Regions from separate parts of the Mus musculus genome. Here region 1 is linked to region 2. The links are chromatin contacts, found by POLR2A ChIA-PET in ENCODE. All regions are on one chromosome and are shown on one strand. Each heading gives the region's core, a stretch centred on a gene start or an enhancer-like site at or near the end of the contact. The rest is flanking DNA. Distances are from core to core; before and after follow the strand shown. Region 1 holds the start of Shisa7 (shisa family member 7). Region 2 holds the start of Rpl28 (ribosomal protein L28).

Region 1 (6,676 bases), core at 3,537-6,036, 52 kb after region 2:
ACACACACAAATGTAGCAGAATTTTAGCAGAGCCATTGTATCTGGCGTTAACTCAGAGCAATGGCACCCAGGCTCTGAAGTAACCTTTTGCAAACAGTCAGTGGTTGTTATCCTAGACTTGTTTCTTTGAAGGAGTCTCAGAGCCTTTGCACAACTTAGTCCAGAGACATATCGTGCAAACCTGGAAGTCTCTTATGGCTGAGAAAGCTTAGATAATGGTCCCAACAGCACCTAGATGAGTGAGAGGTTTTGGCATGCAGAAACTGACTTGCTCAAGGTGCCCTTTGTGTAACAAGAAAGAGGTTCTGCCAAGTGCTTCAGACTTTGGTCCCTGAAAAGCTGATCCCCCTGCAGCTAAGAAGCCTAAACTCATCCTGCCCCATCTCTCTTTCTTTAATCAGTCAGCCTGAGTAACACACACATCAACACGCACACATGGATTTAAAATAGAAGAGTGTTCTGGACCTAGATAGAGATCATCACAGAACATAGGGAAGATGCCAGACATTAACACTGCTAAATGTAAATTTTATCTCTGTTTTATCAGAATTTTTAAATTTTTACTTTTGAGACATTGTCTCACTCTCTGAAGCCTTGGCTGGCCTGGAACTTATTCTGTAGTCCAGCTTGGCTTGAACTCAGAGATCTGTCTGCCTCTGCATCCTAAGCACTGAGTTTAAAGGTGTGGGCCACCAAATCCAACCATGCTTTACAAGTCTTTTTCAAATGGAAGCAGGCACTGTGGCTCCCACTTCATATCGTAGCACTTGGGCGGCAGAGGCAGGAGGGGCAAGAATTTAGAGTCATTCTTAGCTACATAGCCAGTGCAAGCTTAATCCTGGCTACACGAGGCCCTGTCTTTAAAACAAAACAAAACAAAACAAAACAAAACAAAACAAAACATCAAACAAATATGGGCAGATGACATCCACAGCTTCCCTGTTCAGACCATGCCTTAGCTTCTTGCCTCACTTAAGCCAATCTTTGCTCTGCCTGGAATGCCTTTGAATGGCCACCCCTTCTTTCCTTTTCCTCGAGGCCAATGGTTTTCAACCTTCCCAATGCTTCGACACTTTAAAAAGTTCCTCATGTTGTGGTGGCCCATCCCCCAACAGTAAAATTATTTCTTTTGCTATTTTTTAAATAAAGTGATGGTTTTTTTTATAAACGAATTATTTATTTTATGCATGTGAGTACATGGTAGCTGTCTTCAGACACACCAGAAGAGGGCGTCAGATCCCATTACAGATGGTTGAGAGCTACCATGTGGTTGCTGGGAATTGAACTCAAGACCTCTGGAAGAACAGTCAGTGCTCTTAACCACTGAGCCATCTCTCCAGCCCTCTTTTGCTATTTTTTTAAAAAAAGGATGTATGTATATATGTATGTATGTATGTATGTATGTATGTATGTATGTATGTATGCATGTATGTTCATACGTATGTATGTCTGAAGGCCAGAAGAGGCATCAGAGCTCATTATAAATGGCTGTGAACCTCCATGTGGTTGCTGGGAGTTGAACTCAGAAGAGTAGCCAGTGCTCTTAACCTCTGAGCCATCTTTCCAGTCCTTCTTCTTCTCTGTAATGTTGTAAAGATGTCTGTGCTTTGTGGGTATCTTAGGCGACCCACAAAGGGCTTGAGAGCCACAGGTTGAGAACCACTGCTCTAGACCTTTCTGGGGTCACGCCCAAGAGCTCTCTCCTTTCTTCCCTTAGCAATTGCTGCTGCCTTGTTTGGCAGATCTCAGCTAAGCAGTCCTCCACCCCTTCCTTCAGCACCGCTCTCCTATTATCTCCGCAAGCCACAAAGCAGCCCCTGACCTGTTGGGGTTCTGCCCTGCTAGATTTCTTCTGAAGCTCTTGTGTGTTTGTCACAGGATGCACACACGGCCTTGCTGTGTGCCTCTCAATGCTTAGACTAGAACTAGAATGTCCATGGAGGCGGATGATTTGAGCTACATCTTTGCTGCCTCTCCACAGCCCTCAGACCGGAGCGTGATGCATGTAAATGCTCAGGAAGACATCTACATCTTGCAAAAGGGTGAAGCAACTATGGGAAGTGGATACTCACATACCCAGCCCTCAGGTGAGAACAAAGCTCTAAGGGGTCTTATTGCCCTTCAGTGACCAGACTTGTGCTAGGCTGTGAACCTAGTCTAGATGGCTTTCTCCCACACACAGACAAGGGAGGTGAGACACCTAGAGACCCAGGTTTTCTGAGGGTAGCAGACGCAGCTATAGAGATCCCTTCATTCTTTGAGTACTGACAAGTACAATGGCAATCTGGCTGGAAGAATGAAGCCATCTGTGCTGATGGGGCGGAAGGCAGCTGTCTCCCTTGCTCAAAGGCTGTGAGTTGACAGAGGACAACCAGATGCAGCACCCAGTGCAGACACTGGAGACAAGGGGACCAGTTCTCTATTTTTCTCACACAGGACTGCTCAGACTCACAACAGCACTGATACTTGACACAGACCACAGAGCAGCTAAACTGCAGCCTCAAAGCAAGGGCACTCGGTGTCAGTCTGGTGATGCGCCTATACACCCTTCGAGAACATATGTGTGAGTGCGTGTGTGCGCGCACATACACATAATCACTCCACACGGACATATAAACATTTGTACATATTTTAACCATCAGTGTTCAAGGCTCATATGTTAAGGCATACCACAAACATTACATCTCTATACCAGCTCCCTGCACTGGGCTGGCGGGCAGGCAGGCAGGCGTCCTCGCTCATCCGAGCTCTGTCATGCAGCCCTATAGGTGCAATCACACTCTGGCCCAGCTGCGCAGAATCTGCAACTGGCATGTGAGAACTCCTGCCCCGCCCCCTCCCCGCCCCATCTCCTACTCCGCCCCAGCCCTACACCGCCCCCGACCTCTAGTTCTCACTCACAAGGCAATGTCCTCCTCCACAGCCTGAGGGGGTGGGTGGGAAAGGAGGCCCAAAACCCAGGTTCTTCCTTCGGTTGCACCTTGCTTGGTTCTCAAATCCAGCTCAGGACTTGAATGACACAAGGTGTTACAGAGAAAAAGAGCCAGCCTCGGAAAAGCAAGCCCCCAATAAGTCCTATCCCATCCCTGCCAGCTGGGGGTGGAGAATGCTGGCTAGGATGTCAGAAGTGGGCTGGGCTGGGTGGATCGGAGTGCCTCCCGAGGGTCCTTGCAGAGAACAGCAGCAGGTGGGGGGAGGCGTGGTGAGGACGCCTGAGAGCCGAGAAAGGGACGGAGGAACAGGATCCAGGAAGAGGGGAACGCAGACGAAAAGAGGAAGACAGAGATAGTCAGGGAAGAGACAGAAACCCGCAGAAGGTGGTACCAGAAGGATGGGTTAGTGATGGAAAGTAGACAGAGGCTGAGACACAGAGAGTAGGAGACCCAGAGAGAGAAACAGAGGCCCTGGGATTGGGAGGGGAAGTAAAAGACAGCGAGAGAAGTGAGATCTAGGGATGGGGAGGGCACAACCAATAAAGTCTAAAATGGCCCGAGTGGGGTCTGCAGGTGGCGGCTGAGGAGGTGGTGGTGGGGGCACAGATCAGGGAAGGGGGTAGGAGCATGTGGAAGGGGTTCCTAGGAATCTCAGGGATTAGGAAGTCGGTTTGAGGTGGGAATGCGGAAAGCAGGCAAGATTGGGGACCTGTAGAAGGAGGGAGAGGAGAGTAGCAGGTCCTGGCTACTGTGGCGCTGGGAAAGACCCCCAAATCCCTGCCTGCTAAGGATAGCGTGGATACCACATGCAGCGCTACTTTGTCTGGGCTGTCTGGGGTCCCTGCCTAGAGTCTCCGTCCATTCTCTTCTTAGGCCCCCTGCCTACGTGCAGCCGGCTGTCTTCTCTCTTTCTAACCTGGCTCTGCCGTCGGGTTTCTGTTCCTCTGCATCTCTGCGTCTGTCTAGGGCTCTGTCCGGATCTCTGTCTGGGCCCTCCATCCCCAACCTCCCCCGCCTGGATCTGTAGCCTCCTTGTAATTTCCACACCCAGTTCCTCTGTCAGGGGCTCTCTCAATCTCTGCTTGTCTGTCCCGGGATTCTGTCCCTTCTAAGTGTCTCATTCTCATCACTGCACTGTTCCCCGCCCTTTGAGCCCCTCACTCTTGAGCAGAGTGGGTGGGGGGCGCTGCGGAGGGAGCTGTGTGTTCCCAGCGCAAAATAGACTCCCGTTGCCATGGCGACGCGAGCGCGGCCTCGAGACGCAGGCTTCGGGCTGGGTGTGCGGAGGGGACACCTGGAACCGGAACGCGGGGGCCGGGGCTCCGACGCCCGTGTCCCAAGGGGCTCCGGAGGATGGATGGAACTCCTAGGTCCCCGGGGAGGGTGTACTGGGCTAGGTAACTTGTGGGAGGGGGCTGGGCTGCTAGGATCTGCGGCGGCGGTGGGTGAGTTTGATTGTCAATGGGGTTGGACTGGTCCTTGCATCTCTGGTGGACACGGGATGCCTTCAAAGGCCCCCAGGCTGGGGATGGAGTCTGCGAATCTCGGGTGAGGGTTTGACGCGGTGGAGGCGGAGGGGCGTCTGTAGAGTTTGAACACTCTGATCTCCAAGGGGCTGCAGAATTCTGCGTCTTGGGCGAGTAAGGACCACGGAGCAGCAACTGTCCATCCCATCCATTCACATACTTGTCCATTCCTCCCCATCCCTCTTTTTCCCCCGTGCCTCAGTTTACCCCTCCTCACCAGGTACGGATGCGCTCACCTCACTTTCCGGATGCGGGACCTTCAGGGAATCGGGGGTGGCAGCGTGGGGGCCAGCCAGGGTAGGCAGAGCGAGCGCGTGTCTGCCAGCCCGCGGGGCTGGGCGCGCGCGCGCTGATGGGGGTGGGGGCGGCAGGCTGCGTGGTGGGGACCCTGGCCGGCAGCTCTTTCTTTTGCAGATGCGCACCGGCCCCAGTGCAGATGTGGCCGCTGCCAGCCCTCGCCTGTGTCTCGCGCCGGCTTGGAGCTTGGAGAGGCGCCTCCCCCACCCCACCTGGAGGAGACCCCACTTTCTTCCTCCCACAGACCCTTGTAGCCCCCGTGATGCCCCCTAAACCCAATAATGGTTCGGTCCTCAGTCACATAAATGTTTATTCTCCGAGACAGGGTCCCAGTTGTGACATTTGTTCCCCCTCCTTTTCCCGCTTCGTGAAGTGGCCCGGGGCCCAGCCCCACCTCCACCTTTCTCTAAACCAATTCCCACCCAGCATCAAGGAATTTCATTTGCATTTCCGGGACCAGCTGCCCAATCGGAAGACAGAACCACGCCTCCTCTCCCACGGGGGCGGTTCTCCTGGCGGACTGCACCACTCTTGGGATCCATGGATGAAGGAAAAGTCATCCATCAACGTCTGGGTGACAAGGAGGGTGGGTGCTTCCTTCAAGTCAGGTCCTGGAGTTGGGCAACAGGGAGTTTTTCTTGCCTTGGAAGAAGCCTAACAGTCCGATGTCTGTGACTGGCTCCTTGAGGATCTTCTGAATCTGCAGGCAAAGGAGATGAGGAAGTGAAGAAGCCCTATCTCCGGAATAGAGAATCTGAGGAGCACCTCTTCATCTTGATCTCCCTTATTCTGACAGCATCGCTTCTCCAGTCAACTACTTCTTTTTCCTGTTTTCCAGGTGACCTCTCCCTCACACTTGCCTGGTTGAGCTGTTCCCCGCCATCTTGGTATGCTCTTGCCTTGGGACCACTAAGAGCAGATGGTTTGGGTTATCTTGTCTACCTCCATGTCCATCTTCTTCACTAGTCTCATCTTTCCTGGGTCATTCCTTTAGCTCTCAGCTCTCCCACACACAGACCCAACGAACTCATGAACTCTCAACGAATTTACACAACTCTCTCTTGGTGGAACAAGAATAATCAACCACATTACTGGCAATCAAACAGTCCAGCCAAGTTTATCTCCAGAAAATTATACCAAAAAATGCAAATCCTGCACCTCCACTTCTCTTCCCTGGTTAAACCCCACCACTGTTTATGGGATTTGTTGGTTTCCCTTCTTTGTCCCAGGCCACATAATGTAATCTTTTGACTATTCACCAATTTGATGGTGGCCAGCTCCTGTACTCTTTCTTTCTCAATGAAGCATAGTTGAGGTTTATTAAAGATATTTTAATATAGAGTTTAGGAACAAAGAGAGGTGCTTTTTCTCTTGCTTGTGGCCCCAGTAGTCTATGGAATTTCCTGGTAAGAAGATAAACACCAAAGCATGGATGTAGACTTCTCTAAAAGGGAGCTGACTCCTAACCTGCGCGCGCACGATCTGCGGCAGAGGACAGCACTCTCCCCACATGAGTTTTATTTCTTTGTTGATGTTGATTTGGTTGGGATAGAACCCAGGGCCTTGCCAAAGCTAGACAAGTACTCTGCAGACTGCGTGTGTGTGTGTGTGTGTGTGTGTGTGTGTGTGTACGTACATGTTTATGTGGGTATGTAAATGTATGTGAGAGAGAAAGAGACAATGGCTCGGTTATTGTGAAACGCCAAATCTTTCCTAAGACGTGGCCCAGGCTCCCTCCTCCCTCTCCTCCCCAACCTGACAGTATTGGCCACACTCAGCTACAATTATTGGACTGAGGGAAACACAGCCCTAGCTTCCTGGAAGCAGTATTCTCCTAGCAGCCTTAAGATGAAGATGTAGAACTCTCAGTTCCTCCTGCACCATGCCTGCCTGGATGCTGCCATGCTCCTGCCTTGATGA
Region 2 (7,578 bases), core at 1,590-4,089:
ACACCTTGTGTACACAATATACTGAGCTCAGGGCTCTGTTAGTGCTCAGATGTTAGCCTGACAAGACCTGCCTTCCTGTTCCTAGCCACAATTCCCGAAGTGCTCAGGAAAGGTGTCCCTGAGGAGATGGCATAGAAATTGTAGCTTTAGCCTGACAGTGGTGACCCATGCCCTTAGTCCCAGCACTTGAGAGGCAGATCTCTTGATTTCGAGGCCAGCCTGGTCTATAGAATGAGTTCCAGGACAGCCAGGGCCACACAGAGAGATCCTGACTCAAGTCAAACCAAACCAAAACTGTGGCCTTTTTGCTATTATTTTTTAAAGATATATTTATTGTTATATGTAAGTACACTGTAGCTGCCTTCAGACACATCAGAAGCCGGGCGTGGTGGCGCACGCCTTTAATCCCAGCACTCGGGAGGCAGAGGCAGGCGGATTTCTGAGTTCGAGGCCAGCCTGGTCTACAGAGTGAGTTCCAGGACAGCCAGGGCTACACAGAGAAACCCTGTCTCGAAAAAAAAAAAAAAAAACAAAAACAAAAAAAAAACCAAACAAACAAACAAAAAAAACAACAACAAAACAGACACATCAGAAGCATCAGATTCCGTTAGGGATGATTGTGAGCCACCATGTGGCTGTTTGGAATTTGAACTCAGGACCTTCAGAAGAACAGTCAGTGTTCTTCCCCACTGAGCCATCTCACCAGCTCCAACTTAGAGAGAATTTAATGGGTATGGCCAGGTCACTCTGGAACTGAGAGGCATCATGGCACAGGCAAATGGTTGGGCCAAGCCATGGTCCACACTAGGAGGACCCAACAGCTATTATAGGGAAGTCCTGATCTTCCACACATCTACCCCTTAAATGAGTTCATTCTCCCTGGGGTGGGAAACCTCGAGACAGTTCTGAACAGAACTAGTTCTCCCAAGACTCTATCTAGTTTCAGAGTTGGAGAAAACTGAGGATGATGGAGGAGAAAAATCACATTTTCCACCGTGATGCTGCCATTGGTAGCCTGCAAACAAACCATCCGTGAGCCTGTGAATAGCATAAAGGAAACACACTTGGACACACACACACACACACACACACAGACTAGCTGCAGTGGGAGTGTATGTGAGTATGGCCCAAAACATTATATACACATACAAAAATGTTATGTAAACCTACTTTATGCATGATTAAATGCTAATAAAACATTAAGAATGACTGTGGTGGGCTGGAGAGATGGTTCAGCGGTTAAGAGCACTGATTGCTCTTTCAGAGGTCCTGAGTTCAGTTCCCAGCAACCACATGGTGGCTCACAACCATCTGTAATGAGATCGCATGCCCTCTTCTCGTGTCTGAAGACAGCTACAGTGTACTTATAAAGAAAAGCTGCCGGGATTGGCCAGGTATTGCTGAGGACAGACATGGAATGTTTCTGCATAGACAGAACCAGGCATGAAAGAATAGGTATTTAACACTGCAGCAGTACATTTTTAGAGAGGTCTGAAAATGGTTCATTGGGCACTGGTGTTTGTGTGGGACACGGTCAAGAAGAGTAATGGAACCATCTGCCATCTGAAGACTTCACGCCAGAGCAAATCTTTAAAATAGTTCATGCATCCATTTAAACAACAAGTCTTGAGGACTCAGTGATTAAGAGCACTTGCTGCTCTCGCAGAGCACCTGGGTTTGGTTACCAGCTCATATGAGGCAGCTCACAGCTGCCTGAAACTCTAGTTTCTCAGGATCAACGGTTTCTTTTGGACTTTGCATTTTACATGTTAACACAACACCCACATACATCATAATTAAAATTAATAAATCTGAAGCCAGGCGTGATGGCGCACGCCTTTAATCCCAGCGCTCGGGAGGCAGAGGCAGGAGGATTTCTGAGTTGGAGGCCAGCCTGGTCTACAAAATGAGTTCAGGGAGAGCCAGGGCTACACAGAGAAACCCTGTCTCAAAAAAACAAAAACAAAACAAAACAAAACAAAACAAAAAAACAAAACAAAAAGGAGTTGCAGAGATGACTTAGTGGTTAAGAGTTTTGGCTGCTCTTCCAGAGGACCCAGGTTCTATTCCCAGCACCCACATGGTGGCTCAAAAACTGTCTAATTGAATCCAGGCACCAGGCAGGCACATAGCATTCATATATATATCCAGGCTTAAAAAGAAAGGAAATTAAGAAATTAAGAAAGCCCTCATACATATTACAAAAAAAAAAAAAAAAATAAGTTGGGACTGGAGAGAGAGACGGCTCAGAGCACTGGCTGCTCTTCCAGACAACAGTGGTTCAATTCTCAGTAGGCACTATCTGTAACTTTAGTTTCAGAGTATCCAACAAAGGCGTGCGCCACCACGCCCGGGAAAAATAAATAAATCTTAAAATCAATTAAGCTCCACTTAATGTGAGATCTGGAATCCTCAATATTTGCATCCACAGGCTGAGGCTGGAGGATCCCACCTCGAAATCTACTAGACAAGGGCGCAAAACCGTTTTTTTTTTTCAAAATATGTATTAGTGCCCACCATGCGCTAAGTGCAGACTGAACAGATCAGGGTGATGCGATGGGAACATAGCTCTAGGAACTCTCTCTGCTTTTGGATCCTCACGAAAACCGAGTCACCGAGTTCCGAAAACTTCCTACCCCACCCCGGCGCCTCATCACGGTACGCACCGCGAGAACTCGCCGGGACCTTCAGACGAAGAGCTCCGAAGGTTCCCGAGTCAAAAAGACTCGGAGGCGGAACCCAAGGCCCAGAGGAAGCTGGGTAGCCGAGTTCAGGCGCGCCACGGGAGGAAGCGGAAATGCGTTGCCATTTTAAAGGTGTCGTCCCGCCTCTCGTGTCTCTCTTTCCGTCTCCGGCCGCCATAGGGAGAGGAGGTGAGTGTGAGGCCTCTGTCCGTCCCGCGTGGCCGCCATCTCGCTCCCACGGCCTCGGTCTCCTGCCTGGGCTTTCTCTCCTTGTACCCAAGCACCATTCGCTGCCCTCATTCCCCACCGGAAGTGGGGCCTCAGCGTCCCTTCCCCCTTCTAAGTCTCCGCGGTGTTAGCTCGGCCTGCCTCCTTTGCTCACCCTTTCCTCGGCCGTGTAAAGCTCTTGCTCGCTTTTTCCCAACGGTGCTGCCGCTTACCCAGCCGCCTGTCCACGGCCTGCTTCTTTCTGACATCTTTCACACCCCCCCCCCCCCCGGCTTCTCCCCAGCCGCCGCCATGTCCGCGCATCTGCAGTGGATGGTCGTCCGGAACTGCTCCAGTTTCTTGATCAAGAGGAATAAGCAGACGTACAGCACGGTGAGTCGGGCCCGCGTGTGAGGGGCACTGTGGCTCTTTTGCGTATCGGAGCCTCCGGGCCTTAACTTAACATCGTGTACACCTATTCCCCAGGAGCCAAATAATCTGAAAGCCCGAAACTCCTTCCGCTACAACGGGCTAATTCACCGCAAGACCGTCGGAGTGGAGCCGGCCGCCGATGGCAAAGGGGTCGTGGTAGTTATGAAACGCAGATCCGGTGAGCCTTTGCACACGATAGCGCTCCCTTTTTCCAGGGTCCAGAACTGCCCTTCCTCTGACTTCCCGGCTGTGTAAGGTGATCTTTAAATTAAGAAGTGTAGAGAGAAACTTAAGTACAGTTTCTCTATGTAGACCTCAATGTCCTGGAACTCTACATCAGGTTGGTCTAGAACTCAGAGATCCACCTGCCTCTGCTTCCTGAGTGCTTGGATTAAGTGCATGCGCTATGTCCCTCCTGTATCTGGGAGGTTCCTAAAGAGGGATGGGATTTTCCCGGGCTTTAAGACTTACCTGTGACAGTCACCTAAGGGATGTACTGAATGGGCTGGAGGGAAGATGGGGTGAGCATGGTCTTCAGAGAGGCTCTGTGTTCCATCAGGCAGATGCTCTGAAGGGCTCATGCAGATGGACTGATTCCTAGGCTTTCCTTACCAGGTCAGCGAAAACCTGCCACTTCTTATGTGAGGACCACCATCAACAAGAATGCTCGGGCTACCCTCAGCAGCATCAGACACATGATCCGAAAGAACAAGTACCGCCCTGATCTGCGTATGGTGAGTAATGGATGGGTACTTAAGGCAGGGGGGCAGCTGGTACTAAACCTGAGGGGCTGCATGCAGGCCTGGGTGCTTGGCTCTGCCTAGCTGGAGCTAGACTCGGGACTTTTGATCACTCACACACACACACACACACACACACACCCTGCCTCCCCGGAGTCCTAGGAAACAAGCAGCAGTAAATGGGAGTGTCTTTTGAGTTTGTGAGCTAAGTTCCTTGTCCTGTCCTCAGGCGGCCATCCGCAGGGCCAGTGCCATCCTTCGAAGCCAGAAGCCTGTGGTGGTGAAGAGGAAACGGACCCGCCCCACCAAGAGCTCCTGAGCCCCACACGCCCGAAGCAATAAAGAGTCCACTGACTTCCATTAGGCCTCCAAAATGTTTTGTGCTCATTGAGCTGTGGCTCTGCGCTGTCTTTAGTTGTGCTATCAAAGCTATTAGAACTTGTTCATCTGGAGTGAGGGTTGTTGGGGATAGAAGCTGTTCAGGGCCATCTGGGTACCAACAGGAGTGAGAGCGGCTTGTGCAGGACATTCAGTTGATTCCTGTGGAAACAGGAGTGAGGGTAAATGACTTCAGGGTTCTTAGCTGCTGACACTGTCAGATATCCTGAGCTTGAGGCTGTCTCACCAGGTCTTAGTCCACTGACCCAGATAAGGCCCCCACCCTTCAGTTGACAAGCCTCCTTATAAGAAGGAAATGGGAGGTTCAATACCCGGTTTCAGAGTGAAGTCTTCAGTTATCAGATGCTCTGATGTGTGAAACAGTGATACTCCTGAAGGAAACATTCTGGTGGGTGTCAGCTGGGACTTTGTGCTGCTGCAGTAGAATTTCAGTGTGAATTGCTGACCTTAGAAAATGTCAACAAAGTCTAGTGTTTACCAAATGCATGTCCTTTATATTTGTAATCTCAGCATTCTGGTAGGCTGAAGCAGGTGACTAAGGCCAGCCTTGTTTATAAAGCAACTCCGAGAATACCCAGGGCTATAGAGACGACCACATCTCAGAAATCAGCCATTGTAAGTCTATCTGGGTGGGTGGGTAAGTAAAGTGAGTATACAGGTGTACTGAGGGACTCAGTGGCCATTTCTTGCCCCTTCCAGCCAGTACTAGCATTTCCTGGAAAACTTGAGGCTCACATGCAAAATAGTACCCATACCATTTTTGCTGGATTTTTGTCGCTGCTACACAACTCAGGCCAAAGTGCTGCCTGGGCTTTGGTCCCAACTGGATCATTGTCCATTCCAGTCCGACTTGAACTATTTTCTTTTCTTTTTTTTTTTTTTTTTTAAGATTTTATTATATGTAAGTACTCTGTACCTGTCTTCAGACACACCAAAGGAGGGCATCAGATCTCATTATGGATGGCTATGAGCCATCATGTGGTTGCTGGGATTTGAACTCAGGACCTTCGAAAGAGCAGTCATTGCTCTTAACTGTTGCCATTTCCAGCCCCTTGAACTATTTTTTTTTTTAAAGATTTATTTATTATATGTAAGTACACTGTAGCTGTCCTCAGATACTCCAGAAGAGGGGATCAGATTTCGTTATGGATGGTTATGAGCCACCATGTGGTTGCTGGGATTTGAACTCACAACCTTCGGAAGAGCAGTCGACGCTCTTAACCACTGAGCCATCTTGCCAGCCCCCCCTTGAACTATTTTTAACCCAAGTTTAACTCATGGCACCTCTCTCCCCACTGATAGACCCTGGCTCAGCTCACTGAAGTGAACTGAGACCCTTATGTTTTGAGATGCTGGTGAGCATAGCGTTCTTGGCAGCAGTCCACCCTGTTGACCTATCGACGGGAAAATATTTTTTTTAACTTATACTCATTTTTATTGGGGTGTAAATAAGGTGAATTCACCCTCTTTGAAAAAGCATGTGTAGGGGCTAGAGGGAAGGCTCAGCAGTTAAGCACTGGCTGCTCTTCCAGAGAGTTCTGACCTCATTTCTCAGTATTCAGCTTTGGATCACACCATCTATAATGGGATCTGATGCCCTCTTCTGGCACACAGGTGTACATGCAGACTTAGGACTCAAATGAATGTAAAAAAGCCAATGTGGTACATGCAGGAGGTCAGAGGAGGATGGTGTCCTGATTGTTCCTTTTAAGACAGTCCCATTGAATTGGATTTAGGCTCGGAAGTCAGCAACCCCCAGCTTGTCTCTGCCCACCTTTGTGCTGGGAGTACAGTACAGCTGTGTGGCAGCATCTGGCTCTGTTGTCCATGAATCAGTTTGCACATGGGGAGGTCAGAGGACAATACATGGTTTTATTCCTATACTTTTAGGTGGATTCTGGAGGTCAAACTCAGGTTGCCAGCCTTGAGGGCAAGCTCCTTTTACTAAGCTTTTTTTTGTTTTTCGAGACAGGGTTTCTCTGTGTAGCCCTGACTGTCCTGGAACTCACTTTGTGGACCAGGCTGGCCTCCAACTCAGAAATCCACCTGCCTCTACCTCCCAAGTGCTGGGATTAAAGGTGTGTGCCACCACGCCCTGCTTTCACTAAACTATCTTGTTAGTCCATGACTAGCTTTGTAAACAATTTTTTGTTTTCTCAGTGTAACTCTGCCTGTCCTGGAACTGGCTCTTGTGCTGGGATTTAAGGCATATGCTGCCACTATTGAGCTTAATTTTTATCGATTTTAATGAGACAGGTTCAGTGTCTGTTGCCCTGGCTGTCCTGAAACTCACTATGCAGACCAGGCTGGCCTGGAACTCGGATCCTCCTGTCTCCTGGGATTAAAGGCGTATGCTGATCCCGATCTCCGCTATGACTGGCTTTCTCCTGTGGGTGCTGAGGATTTGAACCCTGCTGTCCCTTCCCTCACTGGCCTGCATAGCAGTGTAGTATAACAGGCTGCCTCTGTTGGGAATACAGTTTGCACCATCACATAAAAATCAGTCTTTTTCCAGGACAGCCAGGGCTATACAGAGAAACCCTGTCTCGAAAAACCGGAAAGAAAAAATGAGTCTTTTCCACCAGGTTTAATGTCCTGTAGGTTACTTGGCGTGCCTCCCTGTGTTTCCTTGCATGGCTGAGCAGGCTCAGCTGTAAGTCTTTGGGAATGGAGGTAGGTTTTTGTGCAACTAGAATTGGTCAGGAGGCCCACTTGCATTTCCTTGTTGATCTGTTTACTAATTAGTTCAACCACAGCCTGCACACTTAGAATGCTCATGAGCACTTGGAGGGATGGCTTAGTAAAGACCACTTGCTCCTGCAAAGGACCCAGTTTCTTTCCCAAGAACCCATGTCAGGCTTCTGTAACTCCAGAGAATCATTGCCATTGGGCTCCACAGGCACTTCTGTTCACATGCACATTCTCACAGATACACAAATATGTATGTACGTTTGTGTGTGTTTCATATATATGAAACATGAGGGAACCAACCTTGTAACTTCTGCACTGCATCCAAAGAGGTGCTCGGTAAATGCTTGTCACGGAACGAGCAAGAGACAGATCCTCTTCAATAGCGTTTCTTCCAGTTTCTATTAACTTCACCACTGACCCCGATG

The links. ChIA-PET counts read pairs that join two places held with the same protein, here RNA polymerase II (POLR2A).
Region 1: POLR2A ChIA-PET joins it to region 2 with 16 read pairs in embryonic stem cell. The contact joins the promoter of Shisa7 here to the promoter of Rpl28 in region 2. POLR2A ChIA-PET finds 5 or more read pairs at or near these places in 4 of 5 experiments (Patski and embryonic stem cell).

The regions. Positions count from the first base shown.
Region 1 is chr7:4,839,910-4,846,585 of GRCm38, forward strand. It overlaps Shisa7 (shisa family member 7), which reads right to left and starts at 4,787. Exons shown (of 6, transcript NM_172737.4): 1 at 4,696-4,787. It overlaps Isoc2b (isochorismatase domain containing 2b), which reads right to left. Exons shown (of 6, transcript NM_026158.2): 6 at 5,051-5,456. The coding sequence ends at 5,361. Gm36127 (a long non-coding RNA gene) reads left to right here. Exons shown (of 2, transcript XR_881804.2): 1 at 1-2,087; 2 at 4,874-5,076.
Region 2 is chr7:4,790,126-4,797,703 of GRCm38, forward strand. Rpl28 (ribosomal protein L28) reads left to right here and starts at 2,840. Exons shown (of 5, transcript NM_009081.2): 1 at 2,840-2,873; 2 at 3,196-3,284; 3 at 3,378-3,501; 4 at 3,939-4,057; 5 at 4,293-4,422. The coding sequence starts at 3,204. The coding sequence ends at 4,382.